Regions from separate parts of the Mus musculus genome. Here region 1 is linked to region 2. Evidence: chromatin loops called from intact Hi-C (ENCODE). Cell type or tissue: left cerebral cortex. All regions are shown on one strand.

The links. Peaks named below come from ENCODE experiments on the same cell type or tissue, not always from the same donor. Only the 100,000 strongest peaks of a DNase experiment are listed, where the experiment ranks them.
Region 1: it touches region 2 in a loop (6-fold over the local background); 22 of 42 quality-filtered maps call a loop at or near these places.

The regions. Positions count from the first base shown.
Region 1 is chr14:56,811,501-56,814,000 of GRCm38, reverse strand. It overlaps 2410022M11Rik (RIKEN cDNA 2410022M11 gene), which reads right to left and starts at 2,012. Exons shown (of 1, transcript NR_152252.1): 1 at 102-2,012. It also overlaps a transcript of Zmym5 not described here. In left cerebral cortex, a CTCF peak has its summit at 1,064; DNase peaks (open chromatin) are centred at 468 and 1,093; H3K4me3 peaks cover 1,301 bases; H3K27ac peaks cover 1,486 bases.
Region 2 is chr14:56,887,189-56,889,688 of GRCm38, reverse strand. It overlaps Zmym2 (zinc finger, MYM-type 2), which reads right to left. Exons shown (of 25, transcript NM_029498.4): 2 at 1,832-1,894. Among named protein-coding and RNA genes, the nearest start is that of Zmym2, 1.8 kb to the right of the region's middle. In left cerebral cortex, CTCF peaks have their summits at 1,525 (motif pointing right) and 2,356; DNase peaks (open chromatin) are centred at 1,590 and 2,360; H3K4me3 peaks cover 986 bases; H3K27ac peaks cover 964 bases.

The DNA of each region.
Region 1 (2,500 bases), 76 kb after region 2:
GTGAATCAACTTAGTGGACCTACAGTTTTGTATTTCCAAATGCTTAAGAGAAAGGGGGATGGTTATCATCTTCAGCAGTCGTGGAAATGTTACTATGATTAACACATTTATTTTCAGCCATTGAAGACTTAAATAAAATGCTGGTGATGTTGGTAACGTCCAGAGAGTAAAGCATTATGTAATATAAAAGCTTACTTAACTCTCCCACCAATCAACCCACGGACAAGAAACATGACTTAGGGTTATATGTTTGTCATCCAATGAGCATGCTTTTATCATACTTCAGAAGAGAAAAAAAGGGGATGTGCGTTTTAAATATTGAAAAAAAAAACTCCGGTTTCTGTAACTCTGAGATATGTATATGTGCTCATGAATGTATTTGTACATCTATGTGTGTAGGTAGGCCAGAAGAGCTTGTCCAAAAAAGGGCTTGGATCTCCTGGAACTGCAGTTGCTGGCAGTTGGAAACTGCTCCACGAAGGTACAAATCTGGTAGTCTTTAAGAGCAGGAAGCACTCATAACCTCTGAGCCATCTAATAGCCTTCCACTCAGCTGCCTGGTTTTTGTGGTTTTGTTTTGTTTTTTCTCTTTGAGGCAGTTAATGTATCCTGGGTCAGCTTTGAACTGATTCTGCTACTTCTGTGCCTTTAATACTGGCACTCCATTCCTGTGCTATGAGGTGTGGGATTTTGTTTTCAAATCATATCTAAGCCTAAACCAAGAAAGCAGTGGTGACATGCTTACAATCCCAATGCTCCAGAGGCAGAGGAAGAGAGAGGCAAAGGCAGAAGAAAGATCACAGAGTTCCAGGCCAGACTATGCTAGACATTGTCTTAAAAGAGAGACTCATATATATTTTTGCTCTTTTGGTTTTTCAACTCAGGGTTTTTCTGTGTAGCCCTGACTGTCCAGGAATCCACTTTGTAGACCAACCTGGCCTCGAACTCACAGATATCCAACTGCCTCTGCCTGCAAGTGTTGGAACTAAAAGCATGCGCCACCAAGTCCAGTTAAGAGTCATATATTTTCACATATTATGTAACAAGAACCTCAATCCAACCTAAAAGCATCAGTTGTAATCCCGCTAACAAACACCAGGGCGAGGTGCATTTCTTAGGTTACAGGGAGTCCTGGAAATCCGGCACCAAGTCTTCTGCCAAAGACATGGGTATAGACGAGGAACAAAAGACCCTCGTGCCGCCCTCCAGCGGCTCCGCTCCGAATGCGTCCGGTGGGACTCCCATTAGAGGGTCACTGCCCACGGAGCCAGGATGAAGCGAAGGGCACGCGATGGCCCGAGGCCCGGCAAACGTGGAGGACAGGCGCCGGGCAGGCCGGAGAGCGCGTGCTCGGCCAGGCACCGACGGCCAAGGCCAGACAGCCCAGGTCCCAGGGGCGCGAGCCCGCTAAGGGAGCCCGGGGCTCCATCTTGCCCGGCGGCAGTCTGGGGTCACCACTGTCCTGTGGCCCCGCCGCAATCTCGGCGCGCAAACTCTTGGCGGCCGAGGACAAGGCCTATGGTAGAGCGCGATCGGACTCGTTCCGGGCCAAGTTTCTCGTCCCCACGGGTTCGGTTCTGATGGGCCCCAAGTTCTCCCAACAGATCCCACAAAATGGAGGCCGACGTCTCCTCCCGCCGCAGCCATGGCGGAGGTGGGACACCCTTCCCACGGGCCAGGCAAGGTGGAAGCGCCTGCACGGCCGCCAGCGCACCAGTCCCCTTGCGGCCGCGGCCGGGCTCGCCCCCTCGGTCCGCCGCAGGCATTGCCGGGCTCGCCAGTCGCCGGGGTCTTGGGGGCCTGGACAGGGAGGACGCCGGGACATCGAGGCCGCGTCTCTCCTCGAGCAGAGTCGCAAAGGGCCGTGGCGACCGTCTGGAGGCCGAGACCCAGTGTCCCGATCCCGGGCCCACCGGAAGCCTCGACGAATATCGCCCGCCCCCAGGGCCGAAGCGCGAGCCGAACTGCGGGCAGCGCCACTCGGGCTCCTGACCCGGGCAGACCCCGCGAGTGGGGGCGGGGCGGGGGCACGGAGGGAGGGCGGAAGAGAGGGAGGGCCGGCCCAGCCCGGGGCTGGCGGCGGGGGGGGGGGGGGGGGGGGCCGGCAGGCCCGAGGGCGTGGCCCAGGTCTGACGGACAGCCGCCGTGACTACCTCACCGAGGAGGGTCCTGAAAGAAGGCCGACTGGGCCAATGGAGCCTGCCCGAGGCATTCCGTGCCGCCCACGCCATCAGCCAATGAGCGTGCGGAGGGCGGGGCCTCCCCGGGCCCCGCCGTGCCACCGCCTCCTCTGCCTCCTCCTCACCAGCGCTAAAGCCGGGACTGGACCGAGCGGAGTTGTGCGTGTCGCCGAAGGGGGGTGGGCCGGGGGAGGGGAGGTTCGTTCCGCGGAGCTGCAGCCAGAACCCGGTGAGGCTTCTCCCCGCCGTCTTTCCTGTCGAGGGCCGCGGAGAGTGGGGGTGGCTGGGAGCAGCGCAGCCTCGGGAGGAGGAGGCGGAGG
Region 2 (2,500 bases):
TGCCTCCTGAGTGCTGGGATTAAAGGTGGGCACCACCACCATCTAGCATTTTCTATTTTTTTTTTTAAAAGAACTGAACAGGATTCAAGCACTTTTTATGTTTCCACTTCCAAGCAAGAAAAGGTTATTCTGACTCAGTTTAAGTTTGAGATCTCCGACATGAGAATCCAGTCCAGTCCAGCTGCTGATGGTGGGCTCTGTCGCCACACTGCTTTGTGTTCAGAACCTGCTTCACTGGGTCCTTCCCAGGATCCTTCTACGCCTACTCCCTCCTCTGCAAATTCAGAGTAAAGACAGTGTTCAGAAGGGGAAAATATTATTAGCTATACTACCAAGTTCTCCTGTGGATTAAATTACTTAATACAAGTTTAAAACGTTTAACAATGGGTTGGAGAGATGGCTCAGCAGTTATAAAGTACAGTTTCCAGTACCCACATAGTGGCTCACAACAGCCAATACCTTTTTCTGACATCCTTGGCCACAAAGTACATGTATGTCACACATACATTCAAACAGGTAAAACAATCATACACATTAAAAATAAATCCAAGCCGGGCGTGGTGGCGCACGCCTTTAATCCCAGCACTCCAGAGGCAGAGGCAGGCAGATTTCTGAGTTTGAGGCCAGCCTGGTCTACAGAGTGAGTTCCAAGACAGCCAGGGCTACACAGAGAAACCCTGTCCCAAAAAACCAAAATAAATAAATCCAAAGTAACCATAAGCATCTATACTTATAACACACCTTTAAAAGTATACAAGTAACAACAGGAGCTGTACTGGGCTCAAGAGTAATATTTGGGGCTAGAACTGTAGCATAGTTGGTGAGGTGCTTGCTAGCGTGCAGGAAGCTGGGTTTGATTCCCAGCACCACATAAATATAACAAGAGGACACAAGTCATAGCACTTGGGAAGTTGAGACTGAGGGATCACAAGTTCAAAGTCATTCTAGGCTACGCAACAAAAGTTCAAGGTCAACCTGGGATACATTAGATGCCATCTCAAAATAAGTGATAGGGCCTGCAAGATGGCTGAATGGATAGAGGGGCCTGCTACATGAGCCTAACAACCTGGCTTGGATTCACTGAACCAATTAGACAGTGAAGGGTAGAACCAACTCCAAAAGTTGTCCTGACCTACACACTGGTGCTCTGGCATGTGCACCAACACAAACACACCATGCACTCACACACTATAAAAATTTTTAGAAATCCATAAAAAGCGTGACATAATAGAGAACTGGTCAACACCAGAGATGAAAGACTAAGTAGAGGACTGCACAGGTCTAAGCAGCATCTACTTGGTAAGATGAAAACAACAGATGCAAAGAACATGAAAGATCTAGAAACACGTCCACCTTCATGGTCAAATTCTGTCACTCAGACCAGGCATAAAAAGTTAAGCAGCTCTCCATAGTTGTCCATTACCAGAGGTCCATTAACCATGATGACAAGAAAAATGTCAAAAATGGTTGCATGCACTTCAAACCAAATAACATTAATTCCCACTCTGTAACTCTAGAGGGCACCAGAAATATGCCCTCCTTCCCAACACCCCTCCTCCCCACCGGTAACGTGAGCAGCTGCAGAAGCCCGTCGTCTGGTTGCTGAGGTTGGTATTGCAGCAGCAGAAGCGATGTCTGCAGCGGTGCAAACAGCAGCGCCCACTCCCAGCTGCCTCACCAGGCATCACTGGAGTTTCTCCCCGACAGCAGCTGCCACCCAAGAGAAGGCTCCTCCCCTTAAGAACAACCAGGAGGGCCAAATCCTATAGCTGAACCCCTATAATCCAACCACGTCCTCTGTTAATAAGCAAATTAGAAGAAAAGGACTCACAATGGTGTTTTCCTCACTTTCTGCCAAAGATGCACCAGATAGGGTTGAACGAAATTTCTGGTCCTGGGATAAAAGAGAAAAAAAAAAAGGGGGGGGGGAGAGAAATGGATGAACACCCAATCTGGTAGGAGCACCAAGCCGATTTCACCAGGAGGAGGCAGAGAAGGGACTAAGGGGTCAAGGAGGTTTGGCCCTTCTATTATTACCCCAAAGCCCACGCAAAACAGCCTACTACTTACTACCCAAGTGGAGTGAAATATTTTATTTGGAGCCAAAGCCCATGTGTAAGCCTCAATCTGCAGGGAAAGGGACCTGAGGGCACCAAGCCTGCTATGGGGTAGGGAGGGGGAAGGGCAAACATTGCCCCGACGCCAGCAAGGGACTTGCACTCCCTCGCAAGTATTACCACCACGGTTATTCCAGTCAAACTCAGCACCAATTTACAGGTAAAAACCAGTTTATGTCAACGATGGGCTGATATTGCCCATATTTGCCCCAAGCAGTTGCCCTGGGCCCGAGGTTTGCCCCCCCTGCAGTCCGAGACCGGCAGCGCTGCCTCCCCGTCCGCCATTAGAGACCCAGCCAAACAATACGTGAGGAGCAAGAGCCGCGCAGCACAGCGCCGGGGAGGAGACCAGCGACGAAGAGGACGCCGCAAGACTCAAAAGG